Regions from separate parts of the Homo sapiens genome. Here region 2 is linked to region 1. Evidence: chromatin loops called from intact Hi-C (ENCODE). Cell type or tissue: Caco-2. All regions are shown on one strand. Links, peaks and the distances in the headings refer to the core of each region. The heading gives the core; the rest is flanking DNA.

Evidence for each region. A loop is a pair of places that touch in the nucleus more often than their neighbours do. Peaks named below come from ENCODE experiments on the same cell type or tissue, not always from the same donor. Only the 100,000 strongest peaks of a DNase experiment are listed, where the experiment ranks them.
Region 2: a loop joins it to region 1, with 6 times the contacts of the local background. A loop is called at or near these places in 2 of 110 quality-filtered maps.

What each region holds. Positions count from the first base shown.
Region 1 is chr2:149,122,279-149,129,748 of GRCh38, forward strand. All of the region lies in intron 1 of LYPD6B (LY6/PLAUR domain containing 6B), which reads left to right. Among named protein-coding and RNA genes, the nearest start is that of LYPD6B, 87 kb to the left of the region's middle. In Caco-2, for the core only: no CTCF peak of the experiment used is centred there; a DNase peak (open chromatin) is centred at 2,973; H3K4me3 peaks cover 176 bases.
Region 2 is chr2:149,069,877-149,074,861 of GRCh38, forward strand. All of the region lies in intron 1 of LYPD6B (LY6/PLAUR domain containing 6B), which reads left to right. Among named protein-coding and RNA genes, the nearest start is that of LYPD6B, 34 kb to the left of the region's middle. In Caco-2, for the core only: no CTCF peak of the experiment used is centred there; a DNase peak (open chromatin) is centred at 1,215; H3K4me3 peaks cover 192 bases.

The DNA of each region.
Region 1 (7,470 bases), core at 2,017-4,516:
ATCTTGTGTTAGCTCTGATTTTATTCTTTATAATAGCTGTTTCAGTTCTGCTCCAGCTCCTAACCCCACCCCTCCAGGTTTTGATGGAGGCATGTTTCTCATTTCTTTTTTTCTTTTTTTTAAAAATTATTATTTTTTCTTTTTCTTTTTTTTTATTATACTTTAAGTTCTAGGGTACATGTGCACAATGTGCAGGTTTGGTACATATGTATACATGTTCCATGTTGGTGTGCTGCACCCATTAACTCGTCATTTACATTAGTTATTCCTCCTAATGCTATCCCTCCCCCCTCCCCCCACCCCATGACAGGCCCTGGTGTGTGATGTCCCCCACCCTGTGTCCAAGTGTTCTCATTGTTCAATTCCCACCTGTGAGTGAGAGCATGTTTCTCATTTCAGTACATACTCAGGGCAGCTTGTCTGTGTAACCACATGGTCACCAGACAGCATTCCACAGGGCGGTTTCTCACTTTGGGGGCTGAGGGCCTCTGAACATTTATGGACTTTGGGGATTTGTGAGTCCTCTATACAGATTTTCACATGTTGCTTTTATTTGGATGGCAATAAAAATTTAAGATAGGCATATTCTGGATCATTTGGATGACTACCTTATAACTGAGTACTGTGACATGGTTTCCGTGTCTGCATCTACATTAGGTTTGTGTTCAAATTAGTGTCAAGCAGGACCACTTTCAATGTGGAGTGTTCTTAAGAAAAAATCACGGTAGATTTAGTTTGATCCCAGAGCACTGTTTACATTCAAAGAGCAAATGCCCACACAGAAGGCTGATGAAGAAAGGTTTCACAGTAGTTCCAGAAGGGAAGGTGGCAGGAGGATTCAGTCATCACATGGAACAGGAGTAAATGCTTGCTGAGCTCCAGAGAATCCATGCCACAGTGATCAGTACCATACAGCTCCTCATTTGGGCAGCAGTGTGGTTTCAGCAGAACATCATTCAGCATGTTAAATTAATCCTTTTAACTTAACTTGAATGCTATTGGCTTTATGGTTTTGGTTGTATTTATTTATGCATGTTCTGTGGTGTTGGTAGATGAAGGGTAGTATGTCTAAGGATTTTGGGCCTGGTTTTATGTTGATTGTTTTCTAAGTAACACCCTAATAATGATAATTAGAGTTAACATTATGGGAATTCAAGGGAAGATCTTTAAAAAAAGATCTGTACGTAACTAAAGTTGGACAATTACTACGCGGAGGAAAGGGCACTGAACTGATAATTTTGGCCTTTGTGTCCTCTTCATGAGAAAAGGAAAGAAAAGAGAAGGGAGGGAGGAAGAAAAGAACAATTTAAAAATGCTGTACACGCCTGTGATCCCAGCACTTTGGGAGGCCGAGGCAGGCAGATCACGAGGTCAAGAGATCGAGACCATCCTGGCCAACATGGTGAAACCCTGTCCCTACTAAAAATACAAAAATTAACCGGGCATGGTGGCACGCACCCCCAGCTACTCACTCGGGAGGCTGAGGCAGGAGAATCGCTTGAACCCAGGAGGCAGAGGTTGCAGTGAGCTGAGATTGCGCCACTGCACTCCAGCCTGGCCGACAGAGAGAGACTTCGTCTCTAAATACATACATAAATAATAATTTAAAAATGCTGTAAAAGACCACAGTTCTTCACCGCAAGAATTCGTGAAGTTTTGGATGATTTAGCAGCACATATTTAGGAAATGTAATACTCACCTGATGTTATCCAGGAAGGCCCCCCGGGCTCCTTTGCTGTATGCTTTTCTAGTTAAGGACCCACTCCTGTGGAATCCAAGGGCCATTCTTCCTATTTTTACTGTAACCAAACAGCATACTGAACTCTCATAGATATTTACTCACTCATTTTCTGAAGTACTAATTCCCTTTGTTGAAAATATTAAAGAATGTCTTGTCCTTTTAATTCCTCACTGCACTAACCCCTCCAAGAATATGGCTTATAAATACAACACTTCTTGGGGGATGCCAATATATAGTCCTTTCTGGGGCCGAGACCAACTACCTTGTAATTATCAATGACGGTTGTTCCACTGGGCAGAGAACATTATCTCCTCTTTGCATATAGCAGATAATTGTTATCAATGCTCAGGGCAATTATGTGCATGTGGAAAACCCACGTAAAGGTGTGTTTAGTGATAAGTGCGTGGTCTGTTTTTTTGGCAGGGGTTCTGAAACCCGTGATGTTAAGTGGGCATCACACGATACAACGAACAGGTGTGCATGCTGGAGTAGCTCAGCATTCTCAACTAGGGTTGTCCTCAGCAACCCACGAGAGTAGCATCACTTCTAACAGTCCTGAAGTTGCATTAGCCGGGCAACTATTAGCCGTTATTGCCACTGCTCACTAATCCCTCTAATGGAGTTCATCAGAAATAGAGCCCATGAAAATATTAGATAGTTCATAAATAATTTGGAACTGGCACTTAAATGTGTTATGCATTTTTTTTCCCCGGCCAACAGACCTTTCTACTTGCTTGCTTTAGGATTACGTAAAAAGGAGCCCGAATTCTACAAGTTAGGTTCCAATTGCAGTGTTGCTCATCCCCAACTCTTTTCCCACCTCCCGCTCCCTGTACCAACCCCACTGTCCAAGTTATCAGGGAATGTGATGAAGAAATGGCCACAAGAAGCTTCTGTAGGTCATTTTCCTACAGCCCAACATTCAGGTAGACCCAGGCTCAGCAACCAGGTTACAAAGAAGCCTTTGAAGGATGATCTTTCTGTGATTTATTATTTTCTAAGAAGCAAGTTGGTGTGGATCGATGTGGTCAGACTGCATCTAGCAGAAAAATTCCAGGAGGAAATTGGGTTCTCCCAGTCAAACAGAAACTTTTCATGTTGCCTCATTTCCGCCATCCCAAACCTCTGGATTGGTAAAACCCAGGAACTCAAACACATCTTACCTCCCAGTCAGTGCTGTAACGTCACAAATCACTAATCTCCAACCCTGTTTGCCAAAGTCAAACAACGCCTGGCCCCGACAAAGCCCTTCACAAACAAAGCCACACCTGGCCTGCAAGTTAGGATAAGTAGATTACTCTCTAGACACAGCTGAAAGTTTAAGCTGCCAAAACACTCTTTCCTCTTCCTGGAGGGTTTTTCTTTGCTCTAAGCCCCTCTTCCACCCAGGGAAGCCACCCTGCCTCCAGGGGCCATGGAATTCTCTGGAGAATTTAATTCTGTCAGGAAACAAGTCAACCTCTCCCCCATCACAAATGTGGAGGACAGGCTTGGCTGGAGTGGATTAGGTTAGGAGGGAAAGTGGTGAGGAAGTCCTGGCTTGAGGTCTTGGTGGATTAGGTCTATGATACCACTTTCTCCCACTGTGAATAAAGTTGGTATCCTAACCCCATTTCCAAAGAACTCAGGCATCTTCGAGTACCTTAACTCCAATCACTCTCTCTTGAATTATATGCTATTGTTGCCTGATATTTTAGTTCTGACTCCTTTTACCATCACAGTGTAAATATTTTTTGTTTTACAGAGACGTTTTAAAAATACTCATTTAAGATTACCTACCTATATACCAACTTTTCTAATCCTTGACATTCCTTATCTCCTCCTTCCTAAAGTAAGGTCTTTAGATATTCTTTTGAAGTTTTGTTGATAGTAAACTCCTCTGTTTTTGTGTATAAGAAAATATATTTCTTTCTCATTCTTAAAAAATTTCCTCATTGGGTGTTCTAGTTAAGACTTATTTTCTCCTACCACTTTGAAGATAACTACTGTCAGTTTATAAGTAAATAAGTACAACTGACCCTTGAACTTGAGAAGAGATGCTTAAACTCTTCATAATTAAACAAATGCAAGTGAAAATGAAAAGAAGATAACTACTATCTTCTGACTTCAGTGTGGCTGCTGAGAAATTAGCTGTCAGTCTAATTGCTGACCTCTTTTCTGGCTGCCTTCATAATATTGTGGTTGCTTTTGGTATTCTGTAGTATCATTTCAGTGTCTCTAGATGTGGAATATAGTTGACTCTCGGACAATGGTGGGCTTAGGGGTGCTGACCCCTCTGCATGGTTGAAAATCCATGTATGATTTCTAACTCCCCCAAAACTTAACTACTTAATAGCCTACTGTTGGCCAGAAGCCTTACCAATAAACAGTCAATGCATACTTATTTTGTATGTTATATGTATTATATGTTGTATTCTTACAATAAGGTGAGCCAGAGAAAAGAAAATGCTATTACAAAAATCATAAGGAAGAGAAAATATATTTACCATTGATAAAGTGAAAAGTACGGATAAAGGTCCTCATCCTTGTCATCTTTACATTGAGTCAGCTGAGGAGGAAAAGAAAGAGGAGGGGTGGGTCTTGCATCTCAAGGGTGGGAGAGGCAGAAGAAAATCCATGTATAAGTGTATCCACACAGTTCAAACCTGTGTCGTTCAAGGGTCAACCATGCTTTTGATTTCTTCTGCCTGGGATATAGGGTGTCTCTGCATCTTTGGATTGGTGTCTATCACCAGTTCTAGAGAAACCCTGGCCATTGTGTCACAAAATTACCTCTCCTCCATTCTCTATTCTCTCCTTCTAGGACGTCCATTAGACTTGTGTTCAACCTTTTTCTTCTGTGCTTCATGCCTCTTAATACCCTTTTAATAATTTCCATATCTTTATCTTTCTCTCTGTACTGCCTTCTGGTCATTTTTTTTTTTTTCATAAGCTTTGTCAGGTCAGTAATTCTCTATTCAGCTATATAAATCTGTGGTTTAATCCGTCCATTGAGTTTTCAGTTTTAATGATTTTATACTGTTGTTGTTTTGTAATTCTCTATGGCTAGTTTGCAAATCTTTCTGGTCATTTTCTTAAAGTCTCTTTTTGTTTGTTCATTTTAATATTTCATATTTTATTATATGAAATATTTTATATATAGTAATATTCTATGTCTGAGAATACTGGATATTTGGTAATTGAGGGTGTAATTCTGTTGTTTATCATTTATGCTCACTCTCATTTACATTGTTTTGTTTTCTTATGTTTTGAGAAATTATTTGTGTGAGCTTATATTTGATAAAATTTAACAGTATCGAGGGCTCAAACTGAGAACTTTCCTCCAGAGAAGATTGAAATTTCTTGTGTCCTGGAACTTGGGATCAGGACTGATCTGGGACTGCATTAGTAACCTTTAAGGATCTTGACTTATTGCCCAAGTCTCGGGTTCAGCTGCCCCACCATGGGAGGGTCCCAGCGCTCAGTCTCTGGTTCCAGAGGACTTAGCAGCACCTGCTCCCAGGGCTACCCTGACTTCTGTGTGTGCTTTCCACTTACTATTTTGATTTTATATTTCCTTCCTTTCCTCCCCTCTTCCTTGTATATATGTATGCATGTGTGTATCTATGTACTTTCTTGGGACATTTTCTTTAATTTTTTGGTGGTCATAAATGCATTATAAGATTGTTGTATTTCCCCAGGATCCTGTTATACTGTAGCAGGAAGACCTTGCAGAATATGTGCTAGGAGCAGAAAAATGGATCTCTTATAGAATACCCCCAGTTCCTTGTCTCCTTTCAGTTACAGCTAACTTGGGCCTAAGTGTCAAATGAGACCTGGAACTACTCTACTCTTGGTTTATGGGGTATAATGGTGCCCTAATACCCAGCACAATTTCACATTCTACCTATTAATCTTTTTTGTTGGACTGATCACCTTGAGGTCATTGGCCAGAGATGTGTCTTCAAAATATAGTACTGCATAGGTAAATGATGATTTTTTTTTTTAAAAAAGAAACAAATTAGACCCCATATTTGGTTATTCAACTCGTTTAAAAGATGTTTTCAGCTAACATATATCATTTACATGATTTCTTAAAAGAAAAAACATAACCTATTGCTTCTAAAATCTTTTTGTTTTTTCTTCTTGGAAATGATGTTGCCATCATTTGCTTCTTGAAAATCAAGCTTGAGTCTAATATTTCTTTTTGTACCTAGTCACATCTGTCATGTAACAAACTTTACTGGAATTGAATTGCATTTTCTAGATGGTTTGACAGAGACCTGGAAATGGCATTTAGGGATGTTCCATCAAATAGCATTTTAAATCTCCTGACAGGTCAGTCTTTAATTAGTAGAGCAGGTTATTTGGTTCAAATTATAGATCCAAATCATGGACTTTAGGGATACTTTCTGAAAACTGCTTCCTTGTTCTAGTTCTAATCATTGGCACTGCATTTGTTCCACATTACTGTTGAGCAGTTACTGTAATTAGATGAGAGAGTCTCACAAGGATGGAAGTTGGAGATAGAACTGGGTTTTATTTGGTGTTAATCAAGACAGTCTTTAGTGTTTTTGTCTCACCTGGATAGAGACTATTGAAAGAAATGTGTAAGGCACTAAGCATTTCCTAATGAATGGTGGTAAGAGGGTCTTTGAATGTGAACATTTCCTAAATTTTATCTCTCAAAAAATAACCTTACAAAACAAGTCAAAATTTCTTAGGGAAATTACAGAGCCTTTGTATCAACAAAATAGCAACAGGATGCATTGTAGAATGTTATGCATCTGTTCATTGCTCAGATGCATAAGGAATACCAGTAAAGAACATATCACCTACTTTTTCTTTGCTTTTGAGAGACTGCTCTATTTTTTATCTTGCCTAGTGTTCTGATCCCCTTGGTTGTAACCATAAGAAAATCTGATGAGAATTATGTAGGCCATCTGCCCTAACTTCACAAATGAGAGAAAAGGAGACTTTACCTGGGGAACCTCATCTCTTTTCTGATGAAAAATGATGAGTAACCCGTGATTGCTTGAAATACAATGTTGAATGGGTGAATAACAAAGGGCATGTGAGATTTGTGGGGTTGCTTGCATGCTTCCTAAAACTCAGCATATATGGCACATCCTTTAAACAGAAAAAGGTCCTCTGCTGGTTATCTGCCAGGGACATGCAAGGGAAGAATGACCAAAATCCATATGTTTAGGACAGTTCTTGAGAAAGTCATCTCCTATAGACTTTTAAGATGCTAATAAGAAAACAAATAAATTTAAGAGCTATAGCGGGTGAAGTTACTTAGGGTATAAATGATTTCGACAAGCTTGGGAATTTACAAAATATAGGAAGCAGGATGTTTCTTGAGAGTGTGGCCTAAAACACTTTGGACAAATGCCAGGCCTAGGCTAACCTCTGAATATGTGTCCCAACCCATACTTTAGGGAACCCCTCCTCAAACTCTCTATCTGAAAATCTCATCTTTGGGATGGATGCAGTGAACTCCTTCCTGCTGAAGTATAAATGACTAATAAGCTTTGTGGATTTCCTCCTCGTGGTTTATAACTGGAGATAATCTTTAAGTCAACGGAATGCAGCCTCAGTTGTGTACTAGCCAACTGTATCTCCTTGGAGGAAGTGGTGAGGAGTTCTAAGTGCTATTTAGAGTTATAATGCTTTTCCTGTGGTGTATGCAGCATTCCCAGCTGCTGGTGCTAAGATGAGGTAGGTAAGACTTATGGTGGACTTTATGC
Region 2 (4,985 bases), core at 1-2,500, 54 kb before region 1:
CCCAGACAAATATGTTGGCTAGCTGTACAACTTTTTTTTTTTTTTTAATTGCAGAGATGGGTGGTGTGTGTGTGTGTACGTGTGTGTGTATGTGAATCATTTTCTTGAAATACATAAATTCTTAGAAAAATAATGGCTGGAGAGTTGTGAGTAAATGAAAATTTGGTAAACAGGTGGCTTTTCTGTGATGAATAAAAATGCATATGTTTTGGAAGCAAGGCACTATAGGTTCTTGCTCCCTGCTTCTCTTGGGGCGTATTCCTTCCATGTCTCCCAGTGAGCACCAGGCTTCACCACACTGGCCTCCTTAATGTTCCCTAACACGCCAGCCATGCTCTGCCACAGGACGTTGGCATTTCAATTTTCTCCCCCTGCAAGACTCTTCCCCGCTAACCTAGAAGGCTGGCTTTCTCACTTTCTTCAAATAGTGGCTTCTCCCTGAGGATGTTTTTGGTTACCCATCTACAAGTTTATTCCTTCTGCTGGGGCTTTGGGATTTCATATTCTGCTTCTTAATTTTTCTTCTCTTTAGCGCTTATTAATATCTAACACACTATAAAATTTTAACCTCTTTATTTTATTGATCTCCTTCCCCCCTCATATAACCTTCCTAAGACTATGGTAATTGTATTTTCGATGGTATTCCCAGTGCCTGGAAGAGTGCCTGGATCATCATAAGTGCTCAATAAATAATGGCTGAATGGAAGGAGGGAAGGAAGAAAGGTTGTGAATGACTCTTGTTGGCTTCTAGTCATCATAACTGACCTTCTCCATAATTAGACAACCCATTGTAAGCTAGCAATCAGCTTATTCACTGTATAGAACAGCCTGTGATTTTTGAGGTCAATTTTGAGGTGTTCTGGCAGGCTTCTTGGTTGGTAATCATAGGAAGTAAACTCTCATTAGTATCTGGTGTATAGAGGCATGTTCTGTGAAACCAGTAAACACCTCTCTCTCTACATGATTCTACTATTTCATACATTTCCAAGAAGTCAACAGGTAGTAACAGATGCAGCCTGATTGATTTCTGGAAGGGAAATGACAGAGCATATTCGCCGTGGGATAGGTAAATGGAATCCTTGGCACTGAGATTCCATTATCTTTTGTCTACCGATAAAAGGTGTATGATTTACTTATCATTTAGTTCCACACCCGGCATTAGTAGGACTGATAGGTGAGGGGCTAGGAGGAGAGGGACTCCTGCGTGGCTTTGTAAATAGCGATAAAGCAGTGGGAATGTAAAACGCGGCTTGGCAGGGTCTGCCTGGGATTTTGCTGAGTCCATAGCAATACTTAATTAACTGTGCAAACATTCTATTCAAGATAAGACTATAACAGTTGCCTTGGGGAAAATTCTTTTAGTCAATATTTGTTTGATCTTTTGTATAGTATTTTGGCTTTGCTGTTCATGCTATAGCAAAGCTCCTGTTACAAATGCCGTTTTCAGGGATTTGCTGTATTTGCATACCAGGTCAGTCCTGGGAGAGGTAAAGGATGGGAATCACTGTTTAAATAGAGGTTCCAAGGGCTTTCAAACAAATCTTTGAAAGTTGAAATACTTTGTATCAATCGGTTGTCAAATAATTATTAAAAACCTGGATTAAGTACTCTGGGAAATCTCAAAATCTAGGATAAGATCTTTGCCTTCAGTTTGCTTATACTCTAGCTATAGAAATAGGACTCGAATCAGTAGATATAATAGAAGATGCATACACTAAATAATAACAATGGCTGTGATTTCCTAGACACTTAACAAGGACTGAGCACTGTCCTAGTACTTTTCTAAGCATGAATTAACTCATTTAAATCCCCTAGTAGTCCAACGAGGCAGGCGCTTTTGGTTAGTGTGAAGTTTTGTACAGAATAAACAATGTCATTTGGAGAAAGAGAAGACCAGGGAATCAAAGAGCCACGAAGGAAAACTTCAAGGACAAGGTCTCTCAGTCCAGATTTTAAAGATTGGGAGGCAAATGGCTTGCAATGGGAAGAAGAAAAAGGGCATAATGGCATTGGTTGTTTTGCTGGTAACATTCCTTTTCTCTCTTGAAAGTTGTTTTACCCCCCTTTTTTTTTGAGACAGAGTCTTGCTTTGTCACCCAAGCTGGACTACAGTGGCGCAATCTCATTTCACTACAACCTCTGCCTCCCAGGTTCACATGAGTCTCCTGCCTCAGCCTCCTGAGTAGTTGGGATTACAGGCACACACCACTACACCTGGCTAATTTTTGTATTTTTGGTAGAGACAGAGTTTTGCCATGTTGGCCGGGCTGGTCTTGAACTCCTGATCTCAAGTGATCTGCCCTCCTCAGTCTCCCTATGTTTTACCATTTCTTGACTTTCAGCACATGTGCCTCTGGTGAAGAGGATAATAAACAAACACATAAGTAAACATACAGGATGTCAATGTAATAAATGCTATGAAGGATAACACAGGAATGGGAGAATGCTAGGGTGGTTATTTTATTTTAGTTTAGTTTCTTGACTTTCAGCACATGTGCCTCTGGTGAAGAGGATAATAAACAAACACGTAAGTAAACATACAGGATGTCAATGTAATAAATGCTATGAAGGATAACACAGGAAAGGGAGAATGCTAGGGTGGTTATTTTTATTTTATTTTATTTTATTTTATTTTATTTTATTTTATTTTATTTTATTTCATTTTATTTTATTTTTTTGAGACACAGTTTCACTCTGTTGCCCAGGCTGGAGTGCAGTGGCATGATTTCAGCTCACTGCAGCCTCTGCCTCCAAGGTTTAAGCGATTCTTGTGCCTCAGCCTCCCCGGTAGCTGGGATTACAGGTGAGTGCCACCATGCCTGGCTAATTTTTGTGTTTTTAGTAGAGATGGGGTTTCACCATGTTGGCCAGGCTGGTCTCGAACTCCTGACCTCAAGTGATCTGCCCAGCTTGGTCTCCCAAAGGGCTAGGATTACAGGTTTGAGGCACCATGCCTGGCCTGGATTTGCAATTTTAAATAGGGTGGTCAGGAAAGCCTGAGACATTTGAGTGAAGATGGAAGGAGGAGAGAGAAAATGCTTTGAAGGTACTTATGGGGAGAGATTTCTAGGCAGAGGGAACAGCAAGTGCAAAGGCCCTGGGATGGGAACTTAACCTCATTTATTAAAGGAACACCAAGGAGGCCAGAATGGCTGGAGAATAGTGAGCAGGGGGAATGGTAAGAGGTGATGTCTTCATGGGTAATGCATGCCCAGTCACTGCTGGGTTTAATGATGATGATAATGGTGAGGTAGGCAGAGCTGTTTAGAGTTTTTTGAGTAGAATGGCAGGCTGGCAGCTGTCACTGCTTTCTGCAACCCTGTGCAGTTGTAGCTTCTCTTGCTTTTCACTAGCAGGCCCAGCCCAGTATATCTCTTGGTCTCTGACCCATTGCTGATGTGGGCAGAGGCACCCTGACAGCTTCACACCCATTAGCTGGCAGGTAGAAAACCAGCTGAAGCCCTGAGTGAGAGAAGGCATGTGCCCTGAATGACACCCTTGTTTCCACCCTCATGGTGTTTTCTTGGTCCGTGTTTCTGAGTTTCTTCTTTGATTTCCTGCTGTTACTGATATGCCAGCTGGGTCCTGGGATCTGCCTTGTTCTTGCTGTCTTCCTGTCCAAGCCCACTGCCGTGATGCTGGGAAGCAATGTTGGTTCTGGTCTGTGTCCTGCAGCTGTTTGGGGCTCTGTGCTGAGTAGAGCATTAGGAAGATCCGTTGTGCTGCTGAGGCCCCCTTTTCTTCCACTCGGTGCTTTTGCTTATCCTCCTACCACTGCTGTGTCTCCTTGGATGACAGACTTGGGGACCCAAGTGGGCATGGGTGCCTGCACTTCTATAGGTACCTGCTGGACCATCGCCAAAACTCTGCAGGCAGGGTGATGCACTCAGATTCTCTCCAGCCTGGATTTGCCTGTCTCTGATCCTTTCCCTTTAGCCCATGTTGCTGATCCTCTGAGTTACAAGCAGAAGCTCAATGAGAGAGGGAGAGGACAGCAACCTCGGGTGAGGGCGTGGAGACCCAGACCAGGGTGACGGCTGTACGAAAGGAGAAGGAGGACAGAAGTGATGGGTCTGGGGAAGGAAGCCTCAACAGACCGTGCTCCATTGGCTTATGGAGACTCAATAGAAAATCAGAGCCCATACAAGCATCTAAGGATCAATATTAATCCAGAAGTTGCAAATGCAACGAGTGCTTTCAGAGGATCTTATAGCCAAGACATGGCCAAGTTACGTAAAGAAGGTGTCTGCTGTGGAGCCCTGTGAATGTCCAGCTGGGGTGGGTCAATGTGGGTTCAGGTCAGAGGCTCAAGTGAATGTTTACTCAAAGGGTCGACCACAGGGCCACTTTTGTGATGGCACACGTGCACACACATGCATACACGCATGCATGCACACACACACACACACACACGCACATGTGCTCTCTCACTTATTCTCTCCTTTTGTTTTTGATTTTAGTTGCAGTTACTTCTAGATAGATCTAAAACATCAACTTTAATGCCATTAATAGGAATAATTATAGCACATATCAGCCTGATTCTCCAACCTACAGAGCAGAGGTTGAGTTAGTGATAGGATGATAGGTGATAGGAAGTTCTCTGAGGTTTTCTCCCTGCTTCCAGCAACACGAACCTGACTTCTAAGGGCACGCACAAAGGCTTTTGGCAATCAACTGTGAATCAAGGTGTGCTGATGGGCCCTTCCAGCCTCAGAGAAGAGTAATTGGGGTGAAAAAATGTTATTATAATAAAACTATAATATTGCTGTGATTCTAGAAGGTAGCTAAATGAAGGGAGGTTCCCTCTTTGAAGAAAAATGTGAACTAAGTGGTTTCTCTGGGCCTACCACTTACTTTCCTGGGAAAAGGATTAATTTGAGTTAACATTTATTGAGCTTCCAGAATATCCTATGAAATGCTTTAAAAGTTTAAAATACAATTTTTTTTCTGAATCGGTAATTGACTCATATGCTTCAACATTTAAA